Linked DNA regions of Homo sapiens: regions 1 and 2 are each linked to region 3. A link is a loop called in an ENCODE intact Hi-C map of the cell type or tissue named here. Cell type or tissue: Caco-2. All regions are shown on one strand. Each heading gives the region's core, and the rest is flanking DNA. Links, peaks and the distances in the headings are about the cores only.

Region 1 (10,790 bases), core at 3,485-8,484, 120 kb before region 3:
GGAATATTGGGTCCACGATTCTGCCTGGAGGGAAGAATTGTGGTCTCCTCAGTCCTGTGGAGTAGGGGTCCGGGCTGATGATAGCGCCTCCTGGTGCAGAGTATACAAACAGCTGAAGATCTGCCTGGACCCCCTACCCCTCTCTTTTTTCCTTGTGGAAACTGTGTATAATTTGGAAAGAGCAAGGACATCCTGGCTCGCAGCTGGCCAGCTCCACCTGCGACCTGGACAGCCTCGCCCCTCCCTGCGGAGCCAGGCGAGTTCACAGGGCTGCCTCCGCTTCTTGCAGCATGTCTGCTCTCCTGGCCTGGCCTCTCCAGACCTTTCCCTCCACGGGCAGCGATTTCCAAGGCTCTCAAGACTCCAAACCACGTCGTTTTGGGAGTGAAAAAGTGAAAGCACACATCGTGTCATTAGAGCAGCAGGGACCAGCTGCTGGGTCAACACTTCCGAAAACAGCGCTTCCTGGGGAGCGACCGGAGCATCTCAGAATCTACGGTTTGACCTCCTGCCAATTCTCATGGTGTCTTTATACATTTTAACACAAAAATAAGATGTTTTCACTTGAGAGCGAGAGGGAAATGAACTGTTAAGGTGCTCTGTCGCCAGAGAAGTGAAGTTGGGGGGTAAATTTTAGGAACCCCCGACCCCCCTACCGAGGGAGGATGCGAAGTCGGCTCCTGAAACGCGAGCGAAACCCCCGCGCGCTTCCCGGGGTGACGCACATGTCTGTGTTTCTTTTTGCTTTTGACCAAAAGTCGTAGGGAGGGTCCTCCTCAGGGGACAGTCGCGGGCGCTGTGCCAGTCCTTCCTGTCCCCCCACCAAAGTCAACCCCAGCCCCAGGCCAAGGCCGCCCCGGCCGGAAGAGCCAGCTGGTGGGGGCCGTGGGGGGCGCGGCGGGCGCGCGGGGCTGGGGGCGGCGGGTCCGCCTACCCCGCCTTCCTGGCGTGGAGAGTTTCGGCCCCAGCCTCGCTGGCGTGGACTCTGCCTGAACCACGCCTGGGATGCTTTTGCCAAAGGAAACTTGGGGGGTGGGGGCGGGGCGGGCGACGATTCCCCCCCTCCCCACCCCGCCCCTGTCCTCCTCGGCCGGGAGCCGCGCTGGGCCGGGGTCAGCTGGCTGCCTTTGTGGCCGCTTCCCAGGAAGGAAGAAGCGTTGTCTGCAGATCAGTTGATCCGCGGGCTTTCCTGTGTCGGAATGCCGCCGTTTTCCGGGGACGGCTGCCACCCCCGTGATTCCCAGCCGGGGCTGCCGGCCGTGCGTAAGAGCCGGATAAATAGGCCATTGTGAGGCCGTTCAGATCTAGGTTTCTTATCACAGTATCCACCAGCGAGAAGCAGATTCGGCCCCTGATGGAGCTCATCCCAGCTTCTCTTTTCTTTCTCTGCACAGTTACAGCCATTTCTATTTTTTGCAGTTGTAAAGGGAATATTCAGAAAGCAATTTATTGTGTGCGACAGGGACTTAAGGGAGCGTGTCTGCAGACCGTGTTCCCACCGGGGTTGGGGTTCGCAACCTTGAGTTTAGCTCGATGGGCTTTGGTGTGTGAGGTTTCTACCCGCCCATCGCCCAAGGCAGGCACGTCCTTAAACACCAGCTGCAAGTATCAGGAGGGCAAGTCCGTAGGTCTCTAGATCCAGTGGGTTGGCTTTTTGGTGTTTGTTTTGTTTTGTGATAGCCTTGATCTGCTTTGTGGACACTGAAAATTTGAAGGTCGAGGGAACACGAGTTAAAACAGGTCAAATGAGGGAGGTTCTGAGGAAGGCTGGTGGTTTGGGAAGAGCTGATGCTGATGGTGTTGAGTGTCTGTTTTGTTTTTGTTTTTCTGCTGCAGCAGCCGCAGGGCTGTGGAGGGGTTGGGGTTTCCTGGTGTTTGACTTATTGGATAGTCATTGCTTGGCATGGCTGGGTTTTTGGGCCTGTGACCTGTGCTCAGAAGCCGACGTGTGCTTAGTTGGATGCTCTACTGACACCATGTTGACATGCTTAATAATTTTTGAAAAGGACCCTGCATTTTCAGTTTGAACTGCACCCGGCAAATTATGTAGCCAGGGCTGTTAGTAGACTCTCAAATTCATTTGAATAAGCTTGAATAACGGTTTGAATCAGTTCCCATTTGAGATAAGGGCCTGTGGTTAGTCGATAAGCTGCTGAAGGTGATTCTCTTAGTTTTCAGAGTATCTACTGTGGCTGTGCTGACGGATTAGAGCACGTTCCACAAACTAAACCAGGCTGCCTGGCATCGTGGGCATCTGCAGGGAGCGGCACCAGCCCCCTGCCAGAACAGAAGAGTGCAGCCAGGCAAGATTAGCTTCGTTCCGCCTGCTGAGACATCATCCTTTAGAAAGCATAGAATGTGCAGCCCTCAAAAACCTAGTGATTTCCTTAATAAGATGCTTATTTGTGCAGTTATTGCTTCTCTTTTCTTTTCCACTCTGAAATGCCTGGCTTCCAGGGTTGAAAGTGGATTCATCCTACCAAAAATATTCTATCGTTTTTGGGCACTGTGTTAATACTTCCAGCACCTGCTAAGGACTGAATGTTTGCATCCTCCCAAGATTCAGATATTGAAAATCTAACCTTCAATGTGATGGAATTTAGAGGGGGGTCTTTGGAGAGTAATTAGGTTTAGATGATGGCATGAGGGTGGGGCTCCGTGATGAGATTAGTCTCTATAAGAAGAGAAAGCAAAACTAGAGCCTTTTCTCCCTTCACCTGCATGAGGACGCAGCAAGAAGGTAGCTATCTGCAAGCCAGGACCAAGGCCCTCATCGGGAACAGAATCTGCTGGCACCTTGCTCCTGGACTTCCCAGCCTGCAGAACTGGGAGAAATAAATGTCTGTTGTTGAAGCCATCCAGCCTACAATATATATTCTGTTATAGCAGCCTGAGCTGACTAAGACAACCCCTAAACAACTCTTGAGAAATTACTCTAAATCAGGGACTTTGCATTTCTCAGAGACAGGGGAAGGGAAGTTGGCAATAGTTCATAATAAATAAGGAAAATGCTATCTTTTTAGAAATAGTTTGTATAAGATACAGTTGTTTTGGTTTAATGCAAAAAATATTCCCTTCAAATGAGTATTTGTTTACTTGCTTACTCCTTCACTCATTAATTTATGGCTTCACTTTTCATTTACTCAACAACATTTATATAGGACAGGTAATAGAGGAGACTTTGTGACATTACAGTAAAAGAGAGAATTCCCTGCCCTGGAGAGGCTTTGGAATAGTGGAGATATAAAGAAATAAAGAATACAATGGAATGTTACACGTGCTAAAATAGCTACCTATCAGGATATTTTAGGGCCACAAAAGGGTTATTTGAATCACTTCCATTTGCTCATCATTAATGAATTCCCTAGGTTATTTTTTATAAGCCTTATTATTATTATTATTAAGGTTTTTTTGAGACAGAGTTTCACTCTGTGGAGCTGGAGTGCAGTGGTGTGATCTCGGGGCACTGTGACCTCCACCTTCTGGGTTCAAGCAATTCTCGTACTCAGCCTCCCAAGTAGGTGGGACTACAGGTGTGCACCACCATGCCCAACTAGTTTGTGTATTTTTAGTAAAGATGGGGTTTTGCCATATTGGCCAGGCTGGTCTCAAACTCCTAGCCTCAAGTGATCTACCCGCCTCGGCCTCCTAAAGTGCTGGGATTACAGGCATGAGCCAACGTGCCTGGCTGGACTATTAATATTATTTATAATGTTATCTATTAACAGATAATATAATAATGTAGTGTTAATATTAATAATATTCATTAATTTTAATAGTTATTAATTAAAATATTTAATTTTAATATGAATTAAAGTGCTATTTATTAATAACTATTAATAATGTATATTATTGCTAATAGCATTCATACAGCAATTGATGTGTTCAGACACTGTGCTAAGCAGTGTACAGGCATTTTCTCAGTTTACACTCATGATTAATTAGGTCCACTTGGAAACTCTATTGTATACAAGAAACTGAAACTGGGACATTAAATAAATTGCTCAAGGCCACACAGTACCTAGTGTAGAGTCAGGATTTTACCCAGCTGGTCTCTTCCAAAGTTTGCCCTCTCCAGGCTATACTGTTTCCAGCAACACAGCTACAGCACCATGTGAAATCAAGGTTTGTGCAAAGCGTCAGAAAAATGCCATCTACTATTTCACATGATCATTTCCCTTTTCACAAAGTACACTAAGACTGATACCTCCAAAAGAGAGGGGTTTGTTCCCTCCTCACTAGAAGCTTCATGTTTTTGCATCAACAGGTTGCGGATGCCAGTACCACAGATGGTTCTCAGAGGATGCAAGTAAATTTCTAGAATGTTGGGTAGATGGCAGAACAGAGTTCCATGGCTTCTCAAAGGAGGAGATTTTTATGGGCATGCCAGTGCTTCCAGGTAACTGGTAAAATCTATTCCGTGTGGAAGATTCTGTATCTCCATGTCTACTTCTTAGTAGGCAGATTTAGTCTGCCTACTAAGTCCTGCCACATCACAAGGCAGGAAGCCAGCATTTTTTTTTTTTTTTTTGAGATGGAGTCTTTCTCTGTCACCCAGGCTGGATTGCAGTGGCAAGATCTCTGCTCACCGCAACCTCCGCCTCCCGGGTTCAAGAGATTCTCCTGCCTCAGCCTCCCGAGTAGCTGGGACTACAGGCGCGTGCAACCACTCCTGGCTAATTTTTTGTATTTTTAGTAGAGCTGGGGTTTCACCTTTTTAGCCAGGATGGTCTCTATCCCCTGACCTCGTGATCCGCCCGCCTATTCCCAGGAACCCCTCTAGGCTGGTTGGCACTTGTGGCCCCAAGTAATAAAGATCACTTGAGTTTGAGCTTTTGGAGAATTTCCCTGAGTCTTAACACACTTACACACAAAGTTGCAATAAGAAGGGGATGGCAGAGGGTGGGTATGGGGGCAGGACAAAGCTCTTCAAGTAGCCGGGGATAAGGTCACAGAATATCAGAGTGAGTGCCAGAAATAGAATTCAGGTCTTCTGATGTGTTCTGTAGCACGTTCCCTTCTGCAAGGAGCAACCTCCTTGGAACCTGAAACAGGCTTGGCTTAGAGCAGAAGCAAAGCAAAACTGGCATTTTTCTTAAGGGAGTTTTTTTTTCTCCTTTTTTCTGCTTTGGAATCTAAAGATAGATAGATTCCTTGGCTGGGTGCTGAATGCTTTCATTAGGGAGAGGCCCTATGTGGCTAAATTCAGTTCCTTCCACCTTGAGATAGTCCCTTTGCTCTGACCTTGACCTGAATGTTTAGCAAAGCTGTGAAATGGAAAGCTAGTCTGGAAAAGACCAAGCAAAGAGAGAACGGAAAGAAAAGACTCATTCAGGGTGACACTGTGGGGCAAAAGGTGTCCGATTACCAGGCTTTCTATTGCTGCTTCGGCCCCAGGACACGGAAGAGCGACCTAGGTTGGCCTTCTAAAAAATCATCTTATTATTTGAGTAGAAAACACAAACAGTCATACCACTGGAATCTGATAAGGGTTTTCATACTATATGGCTAGTGAATATTAACCCTAGTTGTAGATAAAAGATGACAGATTTAGAGAGCTCAGAAACAAGGTAACATGTAAATAAAACCTCTACTTGTCTAACTTTTTGGAAACAATGTGGCAGCTTTCTGCTATCTGGCCTGGAATCACTAGGTCACCAAGGAAACTGTTTAGATAGATGCCTTTGCTCCTTTATTCATTCATTGTCAGTCAGTGAAAAACTGTGATACTTACTCTGTGCTGTGGACAAATAAGATACAAGCTCATCTGTCCTCGGGGAGCTTATGATATTGAAGGAAGATCAAAAGGAAAAAGTACATGAACTTGAGACTCAGACATGGCAGGGGCGGTATGAGGGACTGATCGGGCTGGGACCATAGGCAGCTGTCTGCCTGGGTTGCTTTGCTTTGGGGGAAAAGAGCTAGTGAAGGGGAGGTTTGTGCTTAGCACTCAGATGGAGCTCAGGGTGAGGGAGGGACAAAGAGGTCAAACTGGTGCAGGCTGGCAGAATATGCCACCCCAAAATATGCCACTTTGACATAGGGATTACGTCAAGTGAAAGACACTTGCAAAACAGCAGAGGCAAGATGAGCATTCTAATCTTCCCCTTTTCTTCCTGAAAACAGGAGATAAAAGCTGCCATGAAAAAGATTCCTTCCCTGTGCCAGGAGAAAAGAAACATTCTTTGATGGGGAGTCATAGCCAAGAGAATTTTGTACAAACAAACCTTGTTAAGATAATTCATATCTTCCTTCAGCTTCTACACATAATTAAGTTACTTTTCCATGATTGCCTCCCTTTGTTTGACCTAATATATGTAGGTTTTGCTATTTCTTTGGGTCTTTATTTTCTTTTTCTTTTTCTTTTTTTATTATACTCTAAGTTTTAGGGTACATGTGCACAACGTGCAGGTTTGTTACATATGTATACATGTGACATGTTGGTGTGCTGCACCCAGTAACTCGTCATTTAACATTAGGTATATCTCCAAATGCTATCCCTCCCCACTTCCCCTACCCGACAACAGGCCCCAGTGTGTGATGTCCCTCTTCCTGTGTCCATGTGTTCACATGCAGTATTTGGTTTTTTGGTCCTTGCTATAGTTTGCTGAGAATGATGGTTTCCAGCTTCAAAGACTTGGAACCAACCCAAATGTCCAACAATGATAGACTGGATGAAGAAAATGTGGCACATATACCCCGTGGAATACTATGCAGCCATAAAAATCATGAGTTCATGTCCTTTGTAGGGACATGGATGAAGCTGGGTCTTTATTTTCTTATGAGGGCTCTTGTATCATGCAAAACTGAGGGTAAATTTGCATGCTTTTGTCCTGTTCGTCTGTCAATTTAATTATCAGGCCTAGCTTGGACCCTAAGTGGGTGGAGGTAAAGCTTTGCCTCACCTCTGTGGCAGCTGTTCTCAAGGCCCTCCCCAAGGGTTAGGGATGCGTCCTATGGAGAGAGGGCTCTCCGGCTTCCAGGAGTGTGGATGGGATTCCTCCGCATTTCTGCTTAGGTCATGGGAGACATTGCCTCAGTGAGAGCTGCAAGAGAGCTGCTCCTGCATCACTAGGGTCACAGCCTAGGAAGGCCCTCACCTCCCTGTTATCCCCTGGGTGATGGCCCTCATGGCATGGGCCTCAGCATTGTTTGGGGGACTATGTCCAGAAAAGCCCACCTTTTCTAGAAGAGTGAGCCCATGAGAGATACATCTACAACTCCGGGGGCTTAAAGTTGAGAGTGGTGAAAGAGGTGCGTTTGATGGGTGGGCAACTTTTGGCACCATTATGGGCTAGAAATCTACCACCATGAGACACCCGGACATTACACAGTTTACCTAATGAGCCCAGTGATGCACAAGAGTTTTGAAAGTTGCCAATAGAAAGATTTTAATTCGAGAAAATTATAATGTGTGATATCTAGATGAGTTGTCATTTTGTTTACCAGTGATTGCTCAATGATTGACTTCTCTGCCTTGACTAGATGCTAAATCGCTCCCGTAACTGAACTCAACACAGACATACTCCCCTCCCACCCCATCACCCCTGTGCTTGGGCCTCAATTAAGTTGTGTTTGTATAAAAATTTAAAAATTGTATCACAGTGTTCCATGGTCAAGCATATTTGACCATGGAACGCTATTATTATGAAGCATCTACTAACATCACACTGAACACTGATGTTCAGTAGACACCATTTGAAAGTGTTAGCCTAGTATTTTACGTTATACCTAAACTATGACCAGGGAAAGGACTGTGCACTGTTTTTATGTACCAGAACCTCCGCTGAATAGAATACCAAATAGGTACTTACAAGTAACTTATTGAGGGATTAACTCTGAGAGTAATTAACTAGTGCAACTTCAAACCCCTTTACTTGGACAATGTCCCATATTCTTTCAGAAAATTATCATTTTAGTAGATGAAATTTAAGAGATACTTTCATTACATAAGAACCTGTCCTATGGGAGTAAAGAAAATGGTACAATCAAGTGTCCTAGATTCAATTATTAGTTTTCTGCCACACTCTGAGTCTGTGAGTAGGAGGAAGGTGACAAGAGCATGAACATGTGCACACGCGCACACACACACACACACGCACACACCAGTGAGTGTGTTGTTCATTGTGATTCTCCATCTTCAAAACTTACCTTAATAACGGCTGCTCTTGCATTACTCATAATAGCCAAAAGGTAGAAGCAACCGAAGTGTCTATCACTGGGTAGATGAATAAACAAAATGTGATATATACATACAATAGAATATTACTCAGCCTTAAAAAGGAAGGAAATTCTGACACATTCTACAGCATGGATGGACCTCGAGGACATTATAGTAAGTAATAAGCCAATTATAAAAAGACAGCTACCATACAATCTTGCTTACATAAGGTACCTAGAGTAGTCAAATTCTTAAGAGACGGAAAGTAGAATTGTGGTTTCCAGGTGCTGGGGGAAGAAAGAATTGTTTAATGGATAAAGAGCTTCAGTTTTTCTAGATGAAAAAGTCTTAGAGATTGTTGCTCAGAAATGTGACTACACATAACGCTACTGAACTATACACTTAAAAATGGTTAAGATGGCAAATTACATTATGTAAGTTTTACCACAGTTAAAAAACAAAATAATAAATAACATTGCTCGATAATGATCAATATACTGAAAATCAAGCTTTAGGCAAAATAACATTATTGTCACTCTAAAGAAATGTTTATGATCTTTATGTGGGAGGTGTAAATCTAGATTTTATTCCTGTTCTTGACTGTTAACTAATTATTCTGGGTTTATGGAAAGAGTCCTGGAGATTGGTTGCACAACCATGCCATGTACTCTATACTACTGAATTGTACACTTACACCTGATTAAGACGGGAAATTTTATGTGTATTTTACCACAATTAAAAGGAAAAAAGAAGACCTGCAGGCTCAGAAGTTTTACAATTTCTAAAGAGTCAGAGAGAGAAAAAGACGCCTAAATATATTTCACTTAAAATTTCTTCAATATTTATTATTTGGAATAAGTAGTGTAGTAATATTTTTAAAATTGCTGTCCTAATACATATCATATTCTTTGAGTTTCTTCTTTTTCTTTTTCTTTTTTTTTTTGAGACAGAGTCTCACTCTGTTGCCCAGGCTGGAGTGCAATGGTGCAATCTCAGCTCACTAAAACCTCCACCTCCTGGGTTCAAGCAATACTCCTGCCTCAGCCTCCCAAGTAGCTGGGGTTACAGGAATGCGCCAAAATGCCCAGCTAATTTTTTTTTTTTTTTTTTTTTTGAGACGGAGTCTCGCTCTGTCGCCCAAGTTGGAATGCAGTGGCGCAATCTCGACTCACTGCAAACTCTGCCTCCCAGGTTCACGCCATTCTCGTGCCTCAGCCTCCCTAGTAGCTAGGACTACAGGTGCCCACCACCACACCTGGCTAATTTTGTTTTTGTATTTTTAGTAGAGACTGGGTTTCACCGTGTTAGCCAGGATGGTCTCAATCTCCTGACCTCATGATCCGCCTTCCTCGGCCTCCCAAAGTGCTGGGATTACAGACGTGAGCCACCACGCCTGGCCTAATTTTTGTATTTTTAGTAGAGATGGGGTTTCACCATGTTGGCCAGGCTGGTCTCGAACTCCTGACCTCAAGCGACCCGTCCCCCTCGGCCTCTCAAAGTGCTGGGATTACAGGCATGAGCCACCGCGCCCAGGCTCTTTGAGTTTCTTCTAAGCTCTGGTGATAGCAATGTGTACTCTACATTGTTTCTGCATGCACTTTAGGAAGCCAAGCATACTCCCCTGACCCTGGCCTATATTACATGATAAAGCATATGTGCAGCTTCCATATTTTTCTTGGAAGGTTAATAGTGCTTTGTTTTCCTCCACCACTGTGGTAGGGGCTGCTGGTGCTCACAATACCCAAGGTCCCCTATTCTTGGGATCCCAATAGATTACACCTCTTAATCCCTGTGCACCAGGGTGGGCTGTAAGACTAGTTTCCATCAGAGTGGATGTGCCTCACCTGAGAGCAGTGGTGCCTTTTCCACGTGTGCTCTTTGCCTTACACTGGCCAAATGGAGAAGATTTCAAAAACTCAGAAGAGGATAGAGCCATAAGAAGGAATGAGCCTGGATTCCTAAATGACTGCATGGAATAGAACTTTGCAGTAGCTCTGTAAGGGAATGTGACCAGAATGAAAGATAAACTTTGCTGTGTTAAGTCACTGGAATTTGGGACTTGTTAAGCAGTTAGTCCGCTCTAACACAACCACCAAAGGTATTACAGAGACAGGATGTGTATTGATGTACCTGTGAGCTAAGGAAAGGTCAGATAGGCAAGGAGCATGGAAATTACAAGTTTCATGATTCCCAGGTGTAAGCGTTTTATGTTGCTCATTAATCATGTGGCAAATATGTTTAAATAAACATAGGCAATTCCTGTTCAACAAATATCTCAAGGGTAAGGGGTTTTGTTGAGGCTTGGACCAGAATGTTAATACCTCCTTTGGGCCCAGCACAGCAGATACAGGAGAAATCAAAGTGAAAGACTTATCAGAGGAAGATAAAACTGAAGCTCAAGTGGGGAGACTCAGGAGCTCCCAGTACAAGAGTCTCTTTCAGAGTTCTAATACCCCAAGTCTTAGAGATTTGAGACTTTTCTTTAAAAGCAATGATCTATGCTGGCACCAAAGAAAATGTAGGGTGGCTCACGCCTGTAATCCCAGCACTTTGGGAGGCCGAGGTGGGCGGACCACAGGGTCAGGAGTTCAAGACCAGCCTGGCCAATATGATGAAACCCCGGCTGTAC
Region 2 (10,790 bases), core at 3,165-8,164, 150 kb before region 3:
TATTGAGTAATGACTGCATGCTGGGTCCTACCTTAAGTGCTTTACGTGTATCAACCCAGGTAGTCCTCACAACATCCTATGTGGTAGGTACTATTATTATCCTATTTTGTAGATGTGGAAACTGAGGGACTGAGAGGTTGAGGAATGTGTCAAAGGTCATACAGCAAGCAAACTGCAGAGTCAGGATTTCCAAACCTGGGAGTCTAGGTCCACTACTGGCACAACATTTTACATACTGCCCTTGTTAGGCATTAGTCATTACTTCATTATTACACTTTATGCATTCCTCAGGGGTGTGTGGATGGGAGTGTGAGCATGTGTGTGTCTGTGTGTGTGTGCATGCATGCACACATGATATGGAAAAGAGAATCCAAGCAGGTGGGGTGGATGACGAGGCTGGATGAGAGCTCCTCTTGATGCCTGTGCTCTGATTACACCAACCAATCTTAACATAGAAGAGTTTTTCTTTAAGAACCTTCTTGGATGCAAACAAAGCCAAGAGCCACAGCAGAAGATTATCGGCTGTCCCTCACCAGCAGCTTGAGCTGCAATCACTCCTAAGTATCACTTAGGACTGAAGATAGTTTTTGAACTAACCTAGTTGTAGGTAGTTGTTCTTTTTAGAATGCTATAATTTCACACGAGTTGTCTCATATCATCCCATTTTACTGATGATGATTTGAAGGGAGAATCACTTGCCAAAGATCGCCCAGATAATAGCTAGAGAAAGCTATTGAATCAGTTTTCTTTCTACCATATTGCACAATCCCTTTCCTTCTTGGAGGAGTGAAGCTGTCACCTAATTTCTTCCCCCTAGTTTTGTTTTCACTTTCACCCTCTTTCTGGAGGCCACATTGACACCTAGAAAGGTGGAGAATGTGATGCAGAGAGCTGCATGGCGTGAAAGAGAAAGGTGGAGGAGCAGCAGGGCCCTGGGACTGGATGGCTGTTATGGGTGGAGGCCCTGGATGCTGGCCTTCTATATCCCATAACCAGCCAAGTGACCCATTTTTTTCCAGCTCTGCCCACACAGCATTCACTGTTAATCCTGAGTGGCCATTGGCTGACTGCAGGAGCGGAGCTGCCAAATGCCCTGTGCAGCAGTGACCTTGACACAGCATAGGAAAAGCACTCAACTCTTGGCTCTGCATAGGCCTTTACCCCGGCGCAGCTTAGCACTGCCCTTCCCTAGGGACAGAAGTGACCACACAATGCAGAAGAGTGATGATGGATTTCCCAGAACTCCAGGCTCATTCTCTTTCCCTCTGACTCCAGGTCAAAACCTATACCCATTACCATGTTCATGCCATTGTTTCTGATTCTTCAGACTTAATATCTGTCATATATATATATATATATATATATATATATATATATATATTTTTTTTTTTTTTTTTTTTTTTTTTTTTTTAAATTACACATGGTTCAGTCCTGAGCACCGTGCATCTTTTGGGCAATCAAGGAGCTTGCCTTCGTGCAAATAAGCTTGGAAAATGAAGCTGGGTGGATGTGTGGAAATATTCTAGGTGCAAACAGGGCTTGTTTACATACATTTTGCCCTAGAAAAACATCTGTTGGAAAAGCAATGGCTTGGAGCTGTAACATATAAATATACTTTCTCTAACTCTGTTGATTATGTTCAGCATAATGTTAGTATCTTTTAATTAAGCAGTCTTATTTATTACATTATTATATGTTATCTTATTTTTAAATAATCTCATCTGTTTATCTTGTCTACTTAGCTAAACTGTAAACTCCTTTGGGGGTATTAAAAAAGTCTTTCTTTCTCTTGTGTTTCTCAATAATCCATGACATAACAATATAGACAATTGTCATTCTTTTTGACCACTCATCATCTGAAACTTCTTCCTCTCTTTAGGAAATCCTCTTATGAGATAGAGCTCAGCTCCTCCTGTAGAAGCTGAAATTCCAGACACTGGACTTCCCAGTCTCCCTTGCCACTAGATATGGACACGTGATCAAGATTCCACCAATCAGATGGTCTTTGAATCTGCTAGTGACAAAAAGAAAGGAACATGCCAAATCCATTCTGGCAGATTTAAGACACAATGGCAGCTACATCCAGTTCCCAGAGGCAGCAGGGCCAGTGGTTCTAGCATCGGCATCCAAGAACACTTGCTGATGGTGCAGATGGTGTGAGCTGCAGTGTCCAGGTGCAGTATGGCTGCTATGGTGTCCTCAATGAATGAATCCTGCAGTGGAATTTACAGTGTTGTTCCTGGCTGCACAGTCTTCAAGCCTTTTTCTCTGGATACTCTAGGAATTCTTTGAGTTTCCCAGTGTCCTTTCAATAAATTCTTCTTCCTAAATTAAGTAGAGCCTATTTCTGTGGCTTGCAACAAAGCATCCCAAAAGATACAATATTAAATTACTAATTAAGAACTTCTGACACTTCTCCTCGTCTTTATGAAATTTCAGAAGCCCCTCCCCCCAAAGAATATGTATGCAAATAGGGAGGCAGAAACGGACAGAGACTATTTAGGGAACAAGGAATAGGAGAGTTTTGTTGAAGCAGAAAGTTCATATAGAAGAATAATGGGAAATGAGGCTTCCAAACTAGATTGTAGATATTGTGGAGGACCTTAAAAAGCCAGACTAAAGAATTTGGGGTTAGCCTACAGGATTGGGGAAATGTGTGCAAAATTAGAGAATTTGGAGTTGTGGCTACGATCAGTCACTTCAGAGTGTCTTCAGCACAATATTCCCCCCAAATGATGGGTAGAACCTGCATATACAGAATATTAACATGGAATAAAGGATTGGAAGTCTTATATGTTTGGGAAATAGTGGCTTGATTGAGATTCAAACAATTTCTCTATCCTGATAAACAAAGTGAATTTCCTAGAAGACGCATTCAGCAGGCAACACTTCTCTAACTTATTGGACCTTGGGATTTATACTCTTTCAGCACGTGGGCCCAAGAGGCCCAAGAAGCCATCCTGGGAAAGGCTGTTTTTTCCTTGGTGACTGCTGGTTAAGAGAGCAAAAGGGATGCAGAATGAGCAAGGGGGGCAGGGAAAGGTTCAGAACTTGAAGAGGCCTTAAAAGAGTAGATGCGCTGAGACACAGGCAGTTAGGAGAAGGGGAAACTGGAGGAAAGAAGTTGGAAGGAAAGAAGACAAGTTACCCAAGACCCTCTAAATTTTACAGATAATCAGCCTGGTTTCCAGCTCCTGGCTTAATTTTAACAATTCAGCCTAATGCTTTGTCAGCCTCATGTGAGTATGTCAGATACCTAGGGAATCTCTCAGAGACACTCTTGGGGCATGAAAAATGTAAATAATAGACCAGGCCTCTGCCTTGAGCCACGAGGCAGCTTCCAGGAAATAAAGGCAAGGGGACAAAGTTAGACTAGTCGCAACCTGTGCCATCAAGCAAACTTTCTTACACCCTGGTCACTCCCCAAAGCTACCTGAAGGTTCCATGAAATACTTCCACAAACTGCCTGCTATTGCCAAGGTTTGCAGGATCTAGGCATATTTGAACAAAGTTAAAATGACGATTGCAAAGACCCCAACAGTTAGGAAAGCTTTTTGTTGTAAGAAACAGAATACTTGACTAACCGAGGCTTATACCCTAAGGACATTTCTTATTCGCAAAACAAAAAGTCCAGAAGTGAGAGGTCCTGGGGTTGGTCTAAACACTTTCTAACATTTACATCTGCCATTCTTAGCATCTTGGCGTTTGGTCTGCACACCTATCTCCTCATGACTGCAATATGGCTGCTGAAACTCCAGGCATGATGACCCAATTCAAGGCACAAAGAAAAGAAAAGAAAAGAAGAGTGATTTCAGCACCTCTCCTTCTTTTATGTCTGTCCCTTTTATCTGGAAAATAAAATCCTTCTCTAAAGTATCTCAGTAGACGTCTCTTCATGTTTCCTTGGCCTTTTAGTACATGAGTACTCCTGGCACCAGGGTGTTTAGAAACACTGGGGTTTTTGTTTTAATCTATAATGGAAGACAAGCAAGGGAGCAGGGGAGTAGAAATGGCTGCCTCATGAGCCAAATAATAACAGTCACTATGAAGGCTATGTAGAAAACAACTATAACAAAAAAGCCCATGATAAGCCACTAAGTAAATAAAAAGCAGGATTAAACCATTGTATATGCACTATGGTTACAATCAAGCAATAGTACAGATGAATGAAAGGAAAAGACTAGAAAAAATTAGTTTAAAAAACACATAAAATTTTACCCTTCTAAAAATGTTGATGGAAAGAGGCCAGAGGCCCCATGCAGGGGAATTAATCCTGATTTCATGATCAATCCAATGGCTTACTTGGGTGAACTTTGAGTAAGTCAGCCCAAATGCAGAGCATGTGAGCTGCAGGAATACAACTGCAAGAGCTGATCATTGCTGCCTGTGGCTGCTTCCTGACCTCATGCTGAGCCCCTCTTTTGGCTTTTATGTAACTGTTCCCATGCACTGTATGACCTCAAGGTGAACACCCGGTCATAGGGACTGTCTCAGGGGTGTGCAGTGGTCAGCTTCAATACAGGAAGAAGTCTGACAAGTCTCTGAGCATTATTTTTTTATTAGTCTAATAGTACAAAACTTGGAAACACAAATAGATTGGACCAGAGAACCAGACAAGGGGTGCCAACCTTTTCTCAGTTAGCAAAATATGTGAGGAAAAAAAAAAAAAAAGAAAAATGCATATTACCCATGGTAGTAATTTGTCAATATACTATTTTAACTGGTCACTTTTTTGGGATTTATTTTGGATGGCCAAAGTTATCCTTAAGAAATAACTGGATAGTAGCCTGGACAATTCAAGGCCCAGTGGTGCCCGGATACTTAAAAAGAAAGGGCAGAGTGTCAGAGAATCTCAAAAGGGAAGTGACCTTTCGCCCAGCGCCATGCCCTTGCCCTGAAATCCTGCTTGGAGCAGGACCCAGGACTGAACACACTTCCAGATGTAGCTGACCTGCTAAGACAAGTGTGGGACCAAGACACTAAACGATGCATTAGAGGACATCTAATTTCAGAAAGTCTTTAGACAAGGACTTCTAGCACATTATTATGGCTTAACTGGATGGCATCCCAATTCAGGAGAGAAAGTTCTTCAAGTTAGGAGATCAGGGTCACATTCTGATGTTGCCAACTGTATGACCTGAACATGGCTGAATCTCAGTTTCATTAACCAACCACATAGAGGATGTGTAATGCACACCTCACAGGCTGGTCTTAAGTATGAAGTTTGATTGCTGAGAAGAGTGAGAAGAGGATGATTACTACCTCAGTTTACTTATCTGTAAAATGAGGATAATAATGTTATAATACTTAGATTAGAAGGTTGCTATGAGGACATGAGTTAATACGTGAAAAGTGCTTAGAATAGGGAAAGAATGTAAGTAGCCAGGATGTAAATACATAGAATGTAAGTATTCAGAAATGTTAGCTGTCATTCTTCTTCCTTTATTTCTATCATCATGTATTAACTTATGACTATTTTTTCTTAAGCAGTAAACAAGTTTATCTAACAATCTTTCCTATTATTCCCTCCAAATCTCCTTAAAATCTAAAACCCAACTTTCAAAACAACATTTTTTTTCTATTTAGTTGTTTAGGTTTACATTGGTCTAGTAGCAGACTGCTTGATCCTTATAAACCCATTTGTTAAGTCTTTCTCAGAACATACATTTGGAAAACTATTAAATGGAAACATAAACCTTTTTCCCCCACTGCAACTATACATCTACTTTTTCATAATTACTCAAACCTGGAATTAGGTATCCAGTTTCAATAGTCTAGTATATTTAAATCCTGAGGACAGATTTTGATCCGTCCTGTATAAACACTAGCACCTGCTGGTTATAACTACACCCCCTGTGGACTCTCCAGAACTACCTCTGTAAGTGAATCACTGAAAGGGTACTCTACTGCCCTTGTGTCTCTGTTACGCCTGTGTTTCTAACCAGTCTTTATATATTACTGAGTTTTCTTTTATCTTCACTTTTTTTGTTTGTGATTTAGTCAAGACCAAAGGTCACTATCTCTATTCCAGGTATCAGAAAATAAGTGACAGAAAGTGGAGGCCTTAAGTGACTCACCCAAGGTGCCATGTGTTGGTTCAGTAGTGGAGTTTGGACTCAAGCTGATCCTAGGGGTGGGTCCTCTGAAGTATACCAGTCAATCAGAAGGGACTCCTCTGTGAGTTTTGTTCTTTAAGTTTTAGGAAGTAAGGGCCAGGCATGCTGGCTCAAGCCTGTAATCCCAGTACTTTGGGAGGCTGAGGGAGGTGGATCACGAGGTCAGGAGTTCGAGACCAGCCTGACCAACATGGTGAAACCCAGTCTCTACTAAAAGTACAAAAAAAAAAAAATTAACCAGGCATGGTGGTGTGTGCCTGTAATCCCAGCTACTCAGGAGGCTGAGGCAGGAGAATTGCTTGAACCTGGGAGGTGGAGGTTGCCGTGAGCCGAGATCACGCCATTGCACTCCAGCCTGGGCGACAGAGTGAGACTCCGTCTAAAAAAAAAAAAATTTAGGAAGTAAGGCTACAGTCTGGGTTGGAGCTGGTCCAAGGAAAGGGTCAAACTCTGTCTTGAAACAGGAGGTCACAGGAGCTGTGTACAAGTGACACAGGCCATTCACACTTGGCTCACAGTGTAACACTACAGACTTTCAGAAGTGTAGAAGAGCTGTTTGGATAAAAATCTTGGAAGGAATGACACATAATGTATTAGAAGATTCCTCAGTATTTGACATATGTGAGTTTCATCTGCAATGATTTGGCAACCGCCATTAATTTTCTTTCCCATCAGTAAATGGTAACCTCATAGGGATGGCATTTTTCTTTGCTGCTCCTTGGAAGGGCCAAGGTCACATTCCAGAGAAGGATGCTTGCCTTGCAAAGCATGCCATTCTTGAGGCACGATAAAGAGAGAGTTAATATTTGAAGACATTGTCAACTTCATTGACAACTAACAAACTTACCTAACTTTTATTGTTGCTGTAACTTGTCCCCTTTCCCAGAAAAGTGTGATAAGAAGAGGAGTAAGACTGCTCAGACTAATGAAGGAACAATGGTTTGATAGAATTCAGTTTAGTTTTTCACAACTACTGTTTGTATTCTGGGGCTGTGTGAGTTTTATATGGCATCTAGTGAGTGTCTATTTTTGAAATGCAGTGTGATTTATTCAAATTTTGGGCATTCTTTCTGCTCGACAATGCTGGGGGGTAAAGGATATGGTAAAAAGGAATCAGGAAGGATGTCACTTGTGGTTCCTTCTAGTTTTGCTCGCACTGCTTAAGTCAAGGAATCCTTGCTTAAGTCAAGGAATCCTTGACTTTTAGAGCCAAATGGAAGTTGAAGTGCTATAACCCAACTCACTCCATTCTTTATCCAGTTCAGAAACTAATTGCACCACAACCCTAACAGATAGCTCTACAACTCTGCTTGGTGTCTCTAGTGATAGGGAGATGAATATTACAAGTGACTATCAATTCAATTATTGGAACCATCCTACTGTAAAAAAAAAAGTTATTTTCTTTTTTTGACCCAAGTTGACTCTTTGCAATATCCCCCCATTAACTCTAGTACTGCCCCTAGAGTGAGAGAGAGCAGTATAGCAGAATGACAATGATCACAGCTCTGGAGCCAGATGGCCTGAGTTCAAATCCAAGTTCTTCCACTTCTTTGCTGGGCGCCTGTGCCTCATTGTCCCCACCAGAAAAATGTTAATTCTATTGGTGCCTACTTGATAGGGTGGTCATGAGGAAAAAATGGGTTTATATGTGTAAAGAACTTAAACAATGTATGGGACTTGGTAGGCACACAATTAATGCTAGCTATTGGCAACATTATTTCATCTCTTCATATACCTTTTTTTTTTTGAGACAGAGTCTTGCTCTGTCGCCAGGCTGGAGGCTGAAGTGCAGTGGCGCGATCTCAGTTCACTGCAATCTCTGCCTCCTGGGTTCAAGCAATTCTCCTGCCTCAGCCTCCCAAGTACCTGGGACTATAGGCACATGCCACCACACCCAGCTAATTTTTGTATTTTTAGTAGAGACAGGGTTTCACCATGTTGGCCAGGATGGTCTCAATTTCTTGACCTCATGATCCACCTGCCTCAGTCTCCCAAAGTCACATACCCTTTCTTTAAAAAAAAAAAAAATGCTATTTGAGGCACTGCACTGAATGTATTCTGAAGCTCTGTTCAGTGAATGCCATGATTGTTAAGTAATGTCTGCCACTGGTAGAAGATAAAATGATGTCACATATGTCACATACTTGCCATCTGTCATCCAATCCTGTTTTCTCATGACAGTTTTAAAAATATTAAATAAAATAGCAAAATTTCCTGTCTTAGCCTCTCATCCAGGCTAAAGCACCTAGTAGAAATACTGAAGTCTGTAAATTCTGGTTGATATCAAAAGATGACCCCTCAAGGCATCCTTGAAGTGGCCTTAAAATTAGAGCAAGAAAGAGCATTTTATTTTTTCATTTATTACCTTTTATTAGATACCTCTGGCTCTTCCCTTTTGCGGCTATCACCGAAGCAGGAGTGGCCAAAATGAAGTTTAATCCCTTTGTGACTTCCGACCGAAGCAAGAATCGCAAAAGGCATTTCAATGCACCTTCCCACATTCGAAGGAAGACTATGTCTTCCCCTCTTTCCAAAGAGCTGAGACAGAAGTACAACGTGTGATCCATGCCCATCCGAAAGGATGATGAAGTTCAGGTTGTACGTGGACACTATAAAGGTCAGCAAATTGGCAAAGTAGTCCAGGTTTACAGGAAGAAATATGTTATCTACATTGAACGGGTGCAGCGGGAAAAGGCTAATGGCACAACTGTCCACGTAGGCATTCACCCCAGCAAGGTGGTTATCACTAGGCTAAAACTGGACAAAGACTGTGAAAAGATCCTTGAACGGAAAGCCAAATCTTGCCAAGTAGGAAAGGAAAAGGGCAAATACAAGGAAGAAACAATTGAGAAGATGCAGGAATAAAGTAATCTTATATACAAGCTTCGATTAAAACTTGAAACAAAGAAAAAAAAATACCTGTGAATACCCAAGAGTGCCATAATTATTTGGAATCTCTCTAAAAACACTGATTTTTCACAACTTAATAATGAAATTAGTATTCTCCTACCACCCATTGCACACACATTGCTGTTGGTGTGTAGTGTGTTGCTGTGGAGAGAACATTAGATGGGGAGTTAGGGAGTGTTATGGCCCGAATTATGTCTCACCAAATTTCATATGTTGAGGCCCTAACCCCTAGTCAGACTCTATTTAGAGACAGGGTCTTTAAGGAGGTAATTAAGCTTGAATGAGGTGATAAGGATGGCACTGTTCTTCAAAAGAACTGAATTCCTTATCGAAGGGGAAGAAGCCTCATTAGGGCATGCATGCAGAGGAAAGACCAGGTGAGAACACAGCAATAAGGCGGGCATTTGCAAGCCAAGGAGAAAGCCTCACCAGAAACCAGCCCTGCCGACACCTTGATCTTGGACTTCTAGCCTCCACAACTATGTGAAAAGTAATCTCTTGTGTAAGCTGCCTACTCTGTGGTATTTTGCTGTGGCAGCCCTAGCAGACTAATAACAAGATGAGATCTAGAGCTCATTTTGCCACCAACAAAGTATGTGACCTTCAAGTATTCAAGCTTCCCAAATTTCAATACTGAAAAGTGTTTTAACCCTTGAGAATTAATATCATATGCTTCATCTGGGCTCCTGCCTTGAGGTGGGTGGTGTGCTTGGGATGGTGGGAAAATAAAAGTTTTGTAGCAGATTATCTTGTAGCCTCAATTGTGAATCCTGTGCAGCTCCTCCAGCCTAGAAACAGTCCAGGGGAAAAATATATCCTTGATCCTTGAATCCACAACTTCAGTCCTTTCCACATTAAACAAGCCATCTCACTTTCTTCCATGGAATTAGGAGATCTTGGCCTCATCACAAAAACTCTGCCTAGACTCCTCATTTTTCCTCTTGCCCCATACCAATCCCCAAAAGAATCTAATTTTCTAAAACAAGGAAAGAAGGATATGAAAGAGAAGCAAAGACAGATAACTTTTTCCTAAAGACCCTGATCTTAACTTGTTTAAAGTTTGTCCAAAAAGAATCTTGGGATCATGAGACATCCTTGGTTAAAAAGGGCCTCAGAGGTGTTCTGGTCCAACAACTCAGCTAATTTAACACCCCTAATGTTGACTGAGGCCTTATGGGTAATAGTCATAATTATTATGTATTTATACCCATTGGGGAGTCAAGAAGGATTTAGGGTAACTGGAATCACAATAACAATAGCTCCCAACTAGCATTCTGATGTTTTCTACAACATCTCAACCCAGCAGTCTAATAGTGCAAACATACATACCCAAGCATTAAATGCCCTTCCATATGTGGACCTGTCTGACTATAGTCAGAACCTCAGGACCCTCCCAAATCATATGCTTTCAGTCCTACTTTGAAAGCAAAGAAAATGAAGTCTAGAACAATGGAGTGATTGTCTTAGGTGTCACTGCTAGTGAGTGGCAGAGTTTGTGTTCAGATTCCCATCTCGTCCCCACTCTAGGGCTCCGTGGGACGCTCTAGTCTATAAGATCACCCAGCCTGTGATCATCCCTGGGTTGCATCTGAACATTCCCATCTGGTGTTTCAGGTTATGCCTTTGTAGCCATATTTAGGCAGCACGGACCAGCCACCTTGCTCAGAGCCACGCCAATTTGACTGTCTCACCAGGACAAATGGTGAAGAGTGGGTCTAGTTCATAGCCTTGGGCTCTGTTTTTGATACAGAAGATATTTTTATC
Region 3 (10,790 bases), core at 2,033-7,032:
CCATGATAACAGTATGGGGGAAACTGCCCCCATGATTCAGTTATCTCCAGCTGGCCTGGCCCTTGACACACGGGTATTATTACAATTCAGAGTGAGATCTGGGTGGGGACATAACAAAACCATATCACATTGCAATCATGTTTCTCACTTGAGAAAACCTAGATGGTAGGGGCAGTGATCAAGATCAGAATATAGGAGGTTCAGAATATTACTTTTTAATTTATTGTGTTTAACATTCCCAAATGAAAATCAGGTAGAAGTCTCTGTTAGGCAGTTAGCAACAAGACCATGGAGCTTTGGAAATAGCAAATATAGATTTAAAGGTTGCCAGCATAAAGATAGTAGTTGAAATCAAAGAGAAACTTTAAAGTGAGAATATATAGAGCAGGATTTCTTAACCTTGGTGCTGTTGACACTTGGGGATGGATGATTCTTTGTGTGTGTGCAGGGAGGAGGGGGGTGCTGTCTTGTACATTCTAGGATGTTTAGCAGTACCATGGCCTCTACCCAACATAGGTGCCAACAGCACCTTTTAGTTGAGACAACCAAGAATGTCTCCAGATAGTCCCAAACTTCCCCTGGGGGGCAAAATCGTCTTTCCTTGAGAACCGCAGGTATAGAGTGAAAATGGTAGAGAGGGAAACTTGGGCAAATCACACACACACACTGAGCCTCAGTTTCTGAATCCATTAATTGCAAATAATTCTAGAAATAGCACAGATAATAAGCAGTGTGGGGAAGGACTCCTTATTCAACAAATGGTGCTGGGATAACTGGCTAGCCACATGCAGAATAATGAAACTGGACCCCTTCCTTATACCATATAAAAAAGTCAACTGAAGATGGATTAAAGACTTGAATGTAAAACCCAAAACTATAAAAACCCTAGAAGACAATCTAGGCAATACCATCTTGGACATGGGAACAGGCAAAGATTTCATGATGAAGATGCCAAAATCAATCACAACAAAAGCAAAAATTGACAAATGGCATCTAATTAACTTAAGAGCTTCTGCATAGCAAAATAAACTATCAACAGAGTAAACAGAAAACCTACAGAGCAGAGAAAATTTTTGCAAACTATGTATCAGACAAAGGTCTAATATCCAACATCTATAAGGAACTTAAACAAATTTGCAAGAGAAAAACAAACAAAAAAAACATTAAAAAGTGGGCAAAGGACATGAACAGACACTTTTCTAAAGAAGACGGGCTGGGTGCCGTGACTCACACCTGTAATCCCAGCAGTTTGGGAGGCTGAGGCAGGGAGATCACTTGAGGTCAGGAGTTCAAGACCAGCCTGGCCAACATGATGAAACCCCATCTTTACTAAAAATACAAAAATTATCCAGGTGTGATGGTACACGCCTGTAGTCTCGGCTCCCCAGGAGCCTGAGGCACAAAAATCCCTTGAACCCAGGAGGCAGAGGTTGCAGAGAGCCAAGATCCCACCACTGCACCCCAGTGTGGGTGACAGAATGAAACTCTGCCTCAAAAAAAAATAAATAAACATGAAAGTTAACAAAATAAAGACATACATGTGACCAAATATCATATTTAAAAAAAGCTCAATATCACTGATCATTAGAGAAATGCAAATCAAAACCACAATGAGATATCATCTCACACCAGTCAGAATGGCTATTAAAGAGTCAAAAAATGGCCGGGCACAGTGGCTCCCGCCTGTAATCCCAGCACTTTGGGAGGCCGAGCACCTCAGGCGGATCACCTGAGGTCAGGAGTTCAAGACCAGCCTGGCCAACATGGTGAAACCCCATCTCTACTAAAAATACAAAAAAAAAATAGCCAGGCATGGTGGTGGGCACCTGTAATCCCAGCTACTTGGTAGGCTGAGGCAGGAGAATTGCTTGAGCCCAGGAGGCAGAGGTTGCAGTGAGCCAAGACTGCGCCAATGCACTCCATCCTGAGAAACAAGAATAAAACTCTGTCTCAAAAATGAATAAGTAAATAAATAGTCCAAAAATAACAGATGCTGGCCAGGTTGTGGAGAAAAAAGAACCCAAAAGAACACTGTTGGGGGGAGTGTAAATTAGTTCAGTCATCGTGGAAAGCAATGTAGCAATTCCTCAAAGAGCTGAAAACAGAACTACCTTTCAACCCAGCAATCCCATTACTGGGTATATACCCAGAGGAATATAAGTCATTCAACCATAAAGACGCATGCACTTGTATGTTCATTGCAGCTCTATTCACAATAGTGAAGACATGGAATCAACCTAAATGCTCATCAATGACAGATTGGATTTAAAGACTGTGGTACATATACACCATGGAATATTATGCAATCATAAAAAAATGAGATAATGTCTTTTGTGGGAACCTGGATGGAGCTGGAAGCCATTATCCTTATCAACTAATGCAGGAACAGAAAACCAAATACCGCATGTTCTCACTTGTAAGTAGTTGCTGAATAATGAGAACTCATGGACACAAAGAAGGAAACAACAGACACTGGGACCTACTTGAGGGTGGAGGATGGGAGGAAGGAGAGGGGCAGAAAAAATAACTATTGGGTACTAGCCTTTGTAGCTGGGTGATAAAATAATCTGTACAACAAACCCCCATGACACAAGCTTATTTACATTACAAACCTTCACATGTACCATCAAACCTAAAATAAAAGTTAAATAGAAAATGTGATATATATACACAATGGAATACTGTTCAGCCACAAAAAAAATGTAATTCTGTCATTTGCAGCAACACAGAGGACATGATGTTAAATAAAATAAGAGAAGCACAGAATGATAAATACCACATGTTCTCATGCATGAGAGAGCTAAGAAAAAGTAGAGTACAATCGTGGGTATTAGAGGCGGGGAAGGGTGGCGGGGCAGGGAGGATGGGGAGATGCTGATTAACAATTACGGAATTACCGTTGGATAAGAGGAATGAGTTCAGGCGTTCTGCAGCATCACAGGGGGGATGTGGTTAACCAGAATTTATTGTACATTTTCAAAAAGCTAGAAGAGAGGATTTTTAATGTTCACAACACAAAGAAATGATCCAAGTTTGAGGTGATGGATGTGCTAATTCCCCTGAATTATTATACATGGTATACACATATGGAAATACTACTCTGCATCCCATAAATATGTACAATTATTACGTGTCAACTAAAAATTAAAGAAAAAAGTGGAAACAACTCAAATGTCTATCAACTGATGAAAGGATAGATAAAATGTGTTATATCCACACTATTATTGGGTAATATGATAAAGGACTGATGCATGCTACTATATGGATGAAATTTGAAAACATTATCCTAAGCAAAAGACAGACCCAAAAGACCACAGCTGTATGATTCCATCTATATAAAAAGTCCACAATAGGCAAATATATAGAAACAGAAAGTAGATTAGCGGTTGCCTAGAAAGGGCTGAGGGTTGGACAGGCATCGGGAATGACTGTTAATGGAAAGGGCTTTTCTTTTGGGGGTGATGTAAATGTTCTGGAATTAGATTGTAGTTGTGGTTACACCACAAATATACTAAAAACCATGGAACTGTACACTTTAAATTGGTGACTTTTATGGTATGTGAATTATATCTCAATTAAAATGTTTTTAAAAGTTGAAAATATAAAAGAAATAGCACAGATATCGTTGTGAAAGGCATTCTGAAGCAGTCAAGTGCTAAGCAAATGGTACTCATCACTGCTAGCCAAAGTTTAAAAATTTATGTATGAAACTGGTGAAATGGTGGGATTTTTGAGATCCCTTCTAATTATTGGTGTAATACAAAACGTATTCATCCATCTCCACTGATGTCAGCAGTCACTCCTCACATCACAGGCAAATTCTCAATTTCCCAGATGACAAAGCCAAAAATCCCATGCAGTTTTATAGGAGGATCCTCTGGCTGTTTTATGAAGTACAAGTCCCACTCGCATTCTGATTTCTCTGTTCTTTCTGCTCCTTCTTTAGCCCCAAAGGGAGAAAACTGATGTTAATGACAAACAACACATTCATGGCTATTCATGAATCTTGGTTGTTACAATCACGTGAGACTTGAGGTATCATGTATTTTGGAGTTACTTGGAAACATTTTTTAAAAAGCAAACAAAAGCAAAGTCTGAACCCGGGGTCCTGTTTTCAGCAGCAGTAAATAATTCCCTGTATTCTCTATTATCTCTTTTGGACTGGGCCCTTTACTCATATAGTCTAACTGTATCTCAAAGGAGGTGCCTAAGCATCGAAGGATTCCTGTAAATCAAGTGAACTTGCTTTAGAAAATGGCATAATCTCTATCTAGAAACTATTCCTCACAGCCCTTTAGGGAATAATCCATTCATGAAACTGAAATATTGTTGGGCTTACTTTATATCTGTTGCTCCTCTTGGCTGTATCTGAGAGTTGGCTCTTGTTCTTGCTCTCTCTTTCTCTCTCTCTCTCTCGCTCTCTCTCCTCTCTCTCCCTCTTTCTCTCCTCTCTATTTTTCTCCCTCCTCTTCCCAACCAAATGATCTTGAGAAGCAAAGATTTATTGCCTGGAATCGAGAGCCACTGCTCACTCAGCCAACAAAATCTGGTCTCCAGTTAAGGCTAAGGGCAACTGGCTGTGAGTGCCTCAACCTGCTGAACCTGCAAAAGTCCCCACCTCCCACACTACGGCCTGCTCATGGAAAATTCCTGGACACAGAAGGGTCAGCCCACGGACAAGGAGTCAGCCAACCATGCTCCCCTGGGCACAAGGACCTTGGCGCCTTTCCAACCACTATCATTAAAAGTGGGGGCTTTTATGTTAGTTTTTCTTAAGTTCACGTTTCGGGCAACTCTTTATTATGATGGTGATTATTTTTTCTCCAAGGCCAGGCCTCCACCCTCACAACTTTGGTGGAATGTGTTAATAATTTGCTCTAGGGAGATGAAAGCCTCTTTGATACAAGTAGAATAAACACATGGAACGCTGCTCAAAGGTCTAATTTTCACAATAGGAGTGTGGTTTTTTGGACTGAGAGTCGAATGGGGAGAGCAGTCTCATTCCTGAGTCACTTTCCACCCTGCTGTCTCTCCTCTGCCTCTGCAGCTCCTCCTCACTTGCCCCGCTGAGGGCAATGCCTGCCACTCCTCTGGGTCGCTCCAGACAGCTGGTGGCCAAGAAAGGCTGTCACTCACCATCGTGGTGAACACTGAAGTCCTGAAACAGACCTGAAGGGCATTTTCCTTCTGGATGATGTTGCTTTGTTTGGGCTGAGGATCTTTTCTAGATGCCAGGCAAAGACTTGCTTGGTGAAACCAGAACATATTAGAGCAGAAAAGACATCTTTGAATCCAACCTCTTCCTTTTACAGATGAGGTTCCAGAAGCCCAGGGAGGCTATGTAACTTCTCTAAAGTCAATAGGTTTTCTAAATCGCAGCACAACCTGTTCTCAAGCACCTGTGCTGCCATATTCTCCTGGTCCCCAAGGATTGACAGAAGCAAAACTCGGAAATGAAAGAAACCCATTTTCAGAATTGTTTTAATTTTCTTTCTGCACCACTCTCATTTTGGGGTGCCTCTCCCTACCAGACTCCATTCTTAGTCCCCTTTGCACTTGAGGCTTGTTCAAGTTTCATTTTAATATTCATTCATTGATACATTTGGTTACTTCAGAAGAATTGGTTTGGGGGCAACTCATGGTCTGGTTTGGTAGAAGAGGCCCAGTTAGGGTGTCCAAAGGTCAAGGTCCAGGGCCTGTCTATTAAGACTTGACCTCTGAAGCTGCTTCTCCCTCCCTCTGCGCTACCTGCTCTACTCAATTTCTGGAATGGTAGAGACATAAGTAAACAATAGATACTAAAGCCATTACTTTTGTAAGTGGATGATAAAGAGTCCTACATATTTAGAATGGTATAGTTTTCATCTAATAATTCTATGGATTTGTAAACAATGGATAAATATTCCTATTTATGGTGGCTATTCTATTAACATAGACTCATGCTTACTTACTCCTACTTTAAACTTCTTTCATGCAACATAAATTAAAGGGCTTTATTTGCATTATCATAATTTTCTCTGTATACATTTGCAAGATTCTTTTTTTGTGAGGTACTCAAATCTTCACATTCAGCCATGTGATCTAAAGATCATTCCATCATTTATTTTGCAAAACTTGAAACATGACAGTAGGGTTCTTTTCATCCAAATTGTGTAGCTTTGATCTTCATTATATCAGCAGTCAAAATACATAGATTTTTTTCTATCATCAAAGTCATAAAACATGTTTTGGCCCAGACACCTCAAGAGATGGAGATTGGTTCCTAGGTCACATTCCTCCTTTGTAACAATTTATCTGAGTAGCCCCAGGCCACATTCCTCAGACTCCTCCTCCTCAGCTCCTCTTCTCATCCCCCTGCCTCCACTCAGTACATACAGTCCTTTCTAGAACACACAGTTCAAAGATTACTTGAGAAAAGTCCTTCTTATTGGTGAATTGTCTAATTCCTTCAGGTTTCATTTCATCTCAAAGATAGTATTTAATTTGTGTTTCTAAACTGATACTCTTTCCAAGATTGAAATGTCCTTGAGAAAAACTAGCAGTATTTTTAATCCACTGGGAATTAGTGGCATCTTGCCCCTTAATACTTGGCAGTTACAACAGTTTGAAACTTCTCCCGGAAACTTCTTACTGAAATAGAGCTCCTTGGTCATTTATGTTCAACGAATTATTAATATTCTTAGATTCTACTGTAAAACCATACTCTGGCTGCATGTCCTTTGGGAGGAAGCTTCCTTCCCCAGTTATCCCCACAGAGAGATGACCCACAACATGCTCTTCTGGGAAGGCACCATCCAGTCTGCATTTGGATGTCTAAAAAGAACACCCAAAAGAGAGATGGGTGACCTCTTTTAGCTGCAGGATCTCCATTCAGGTTCTGGGGAAACCAGTCTTCTTTTTTTTTCTTTTTTTCTTTTTTTTTTTTTTGTATGTCATCCCTACCTCTAACCATCTGCTCCAGTTTGATGAGCATCAAACTGTGAATTAGCATGTGACTAGTTAGTGCTTTTCCACAGAAACAGAGAAATCACACTGACCTCCAAGGAGGCTGTGTGAATTTATTCTTGCTTTGTATCTTACTGAAAAGGATCAAAGCATTCTGTAAAATGTTAACACGGCTCAGCGTTTGAGATTTACAACTGTTTACCCAGCACTGTTGCTGCCACTGCTAATACGTCTTGTCACTTGCCCAAGTCTTGCCCTTGTCTTGCTTTCCTCTGACCACATACAATATGGGAACATAAATATGATTTCTCTAATAATGGTTCCTTTGTGTTTATATAATTGCTTTTCACTCAGAGATGCTTAAGTGTATAAACTTGCAAAGCCAGGGGCTCAGTTACACCAGTATCACATTCCTGCTGGCTTCTGGAGCGTAGTATCACAGGCTTGTAAACTCATTGATAACAGAATATATTTTCCACATGTGGCATTGCAGGAGTTAAGTGATTGGTCTGAGACCAGGAAGGTAGTAAAATGTGGCAGAATTCAACCTGTTTCACAACAGGCTCTGTCTGTGAAGTTACCTCTGGATGTCATCCCCTGTTAAGCACTAGATAAAATGGTTGTTGATACTATTAATTGATAACTGACTGGGACTTTCCACTACAAGGAAATGGCAAAACAATAAGCATTCCAATGAGCTGTGTGAGCTGTATTTTCTCCTGAGTCAAATCAACTCCAGGGTTATCCCTTTGAAACAAAGTGCCTTCATCCATTCAATATGCATTTATTAAATGTCTATTTGTCATTCTGCAGGGACTTATATGTGGCAAAACAAAATTACCTCCGTGTAAGAAACCGGTTTTGTCACTGGAAAGAGAAGATATACATACATGTAAATAATAAGTAATAGTTCAGGCAGTACACAATTAAATGCCAGAAGTAATGATTCACTTAATGAGTGTTGTAGGGTTCCCAAGAAAGGGAAATGAATGGGAGCTGAGAAGGTCTGGGAAGATTCATGGAAGAGGGAACTAGGATCTGGGATTTAAAGAATGATCAAGGCCTGCACAGTGGGCTGGGGAACAAGATGGGCATGCTAGCCAGGAAGCGCTACTGTACATGGCATGTCTTTAAAAGAGGTTAACAAATATGGAAAACTTAGGTTGACAAAGGTAAAAGAAACCTGTAAAGCTGAGAATCAAAAGCAAAACCTTTTGCCTTGGTAATAGGAAAAGCTAAAACTGTCAGTGTTTGTCTGGAAACACTGGGGCTCTGAGAGTCCAGACATTTTTCTAAATGCATTTTGGTGTATTTCTACTTTTTCCCAGGTGAGTGATTTGGCCAAACCAAGTGAAGAGCGTTAGTGGTATTTGCTGTCTCTTTGCTGGATTGCATATATTTTAAATTGATTATCCAATTTGAAATTTGTAAAACATTCCCAGAGAGAAGCCTTATTAACGTACTGGAAAACCTTTGATAAAGAGAAGGTAGTGTCTAATGACACTTTTCTTTATCAAAAACTTTATACCTAGAGATGGATAAAAATAAGACAGGTGGTAGAGAGAAGTGCTTCAGGATATTAGATAAGAAAATTGATACTTAACCAACTGAAATAAAGATAACTATACTAGAAAATATTAGAATATACCTCCATGGATCTTGAAGCAGAGAGGAAGAAGGGGAGATGCTGGCTTGCAGTAGGGCCCTGAGAAGATGAGGTGATGAAGGTTTCTCCTGTACCCTACACTACTGGCTCTGAGCCACATCGACATAGAACCTAGAGAACAGAAAGCCCAAAAATTGAACTTCAGAGATACCAGAAAGTTCTCTAAAAGTGTCATCTTCAAAAGAAGCTTGAAAATGGCATGGTAGAATGGAAAAAAACATGCATAGGCTTTGGAACTATTAATACATGACCCTGATTCTTGGCTTAAATACTTACTTCATCTGTGAGCCTCAGTTCCCTCATCTTTAAAATGGGGATAATGTTAGTATGGTTGTTGCAAAGACTGAATATGATCGTGTAAAGCATTTAGTAGAGAATGCTGAGTACTTAACATAGAGTAAGCTTAGTAGATGCTCGCTGCAAGTAATGATGGAGATGGTGATGGTGGTAGAGAGTGTGCCTTACGGTCCTTTTGCAAATCACATTTTGGGGGGTGGGCGTCTGTGTTCGGAAAGCACTGGTTAAGGTCCTCTGGTTTGACTCTGCCATGAGGAACCAGTGAGAAGTGAGATATTTAATGCTAAAATGTCTGATATAATTGCCAAATACATTTATACTTTGGGATGTTTTCTACAATTTCATTTTAGTGGGACTCATGTGTGACTGAGTATGTTCCCAGTGAAACTATATTTTATTCCTTTCCCCACCACACCTACCACATCTCACACACACACATAAACACACACTTAGCCATTCATGAAACAAGAAGCAAATGAAGCAAAATCCACTCATGCTACAGTCCATAAGCACAGCTAGATAGAATGTAAGATGTGGCTTCTTTTCCTATAACTAATCTGACAAGATAACTCATTTCTGTTGCACACCTTTAAAAATTTAACATTTAGCCCTATCTGATTTCGGACCTAGCCTTAACTTGTCATGTAAACCGTGCCTTTGAGTCACAGTTACTCCTGGGCACAAATTCTCAGCCTTCTAGAAGGCTTCCTCCTTCCTTTCCTGTTCCCACCACTCTCCCTCCCCATCTGTTTTTCCCCCTAAAGTGGTGAATGGAAAAGAGGGAGAGGAGAAGGTGGTTGTAGCTTAAGGTTTCCATGACCTCCTGGAGGTGCAGGGGGAGTCCTCTAGCTGCTGGAATCTCTGGCACAGGGATCCTTGCCCACCTGGGGAACTGTGGTGCTGGTGAACTGGTGATCTAGTCTCTCCCTCAGGCTGGCCAGGGCCTGGTGGAGATCCAGAGATGCATGAGTACTACTCTACTCTAGATAGGGTGAAACCTATTACTTACCCTTCCGCCATGAAGCCGTAGCCTTACTGTCCTGAGAAGCATGAGGCTTCTCTACTCTATGGGGAGAACCAATAGGGTCTTCAGTCTTGGTCTTTGGCTTCTTTTTTTTTTCTTTTTTTTTGAGATGGAGTCTCGCTTTGTCACCCAGGCTGGAGTGCAGTGGCGCGATCTCAGCTCACTGCAAGCTCCCAGGTTCACACCATTCTCCTGCCTCAGCCTCCTGAGTAGCTGGGACTACAGGCGCCTGCCACCACGCCCAGCTAATTTTTTTTTTTTGTATCTTTAGTAGAGACGGGGTTTCACCGTGTTAGCCAGGATGGATCACGATCTCCTGACCTCGTGATCCACCCGCCTCGGCCTCCCAAAGTGCTGGGATTACAGGCGTGAGCCACTGCGCCCGGCCGGCCTTTGGTTTCTTGAAGGAGAGATTTAAATTTGTTCTTGAAAATCCTCTCTCAGAACAATAGCCTAATAAATAGGCCCTATATTGAACACAAGAAGCTGAATGTTACCAGGGCTTTTACAATTGACAAATTCTAATTTTTTTTGTCCAACCCCTCCCATCTCCCCACTCCCCCAGCTCCACTCACATACAGACATATATACATACACCGCTTGAGCCTGCCTAAGTCCAAAGGCAGAAGGTAACAAAGTCTGAAAGCAAGAAAATAGCACGTTCATATTTTCCAGTTTTAAATTACACATGAAAGAAAAGTTAACAAGCCTTCTTCAATTAACCAAACCAGCCCCAGTGATATTTCTGAGATGATATGAAAACTTGGTCTACATAGTCATCCAAAATACCTATGTGTTTTCTCTAACATGAAAGCGACATAGGAAATTATGCAAACCACTTGGAAAGAATGTGTTCCT

What was found. Peaks named below come from ENCODE experiments on the same cell type or tissue, not always from the same donor. Only the 100,000 strongest peaks of a DNase experiment are listed, where the experiment ranks them.
Region 1: a loop joins it to region 3, with 5 times the contacts of the local background. A loop is called at or near these places in 15 of 110 quality-filtered maps.
Region 2: it touches region 3 in a loop (5-fold over the local background); 2 of 110 quality-filtered maps call a loop at or near these places.

Annotation. Positions count from the first base shown.
Region 1 is chr5:56,471,261-56,482,050 of GRCh38, reverse strand. LINC01948 (long intergenic non-protein coding RNA 1948) reads left to right here and starts at 282. Exons shown (of 5, transcript NR_104664.1): 1 at 282-498. RefSeq lists enhancers at 354-513, 1,714-1,883. In Caco-2, for the core only: no CTCF peak of the experiment used is centred there; a DNase peak (open chromatin) is centred at 5,370.
Region 2 is chr5:56,502,826-56,513,615 of GRCh38, reverse strand. It overlaps C5orf67 (chromosome 5 putative open reading frame 67), which reads left to right. Exons shown (of 6, transcript NR_161255.1): 6 at 1,880-2,334. It also overlaps the pseudogene RPL26P19. Among named protein-coding and RNA genes, the nearest start is that of LINC01948, 26 kb to the right of the region's middle. In Caco-2, for the core only: no CTCF peak of the experiment used is centred there; DNase peaks (open chromatin) are centred at 6,115 and 6,855.
Region 3 is chr5:56,353,154-56,363,943 of GRCh38, reverse strand. No RefSeq gene overlaps it. Among named protein-coding and RNA genes, the nearest start is that of LINC01948, 120 kb to the left of the region's middle. RefSeq lists a cis regulatory region at 4,863-4,876 and an enhancer at 4,798-4,942. In Caco-2, for the core only: no CTCF peak of the experiment used is centred there; DNase peaks (open chromatin) are centred at 4,653, 5,043, 5,703 and 6,323.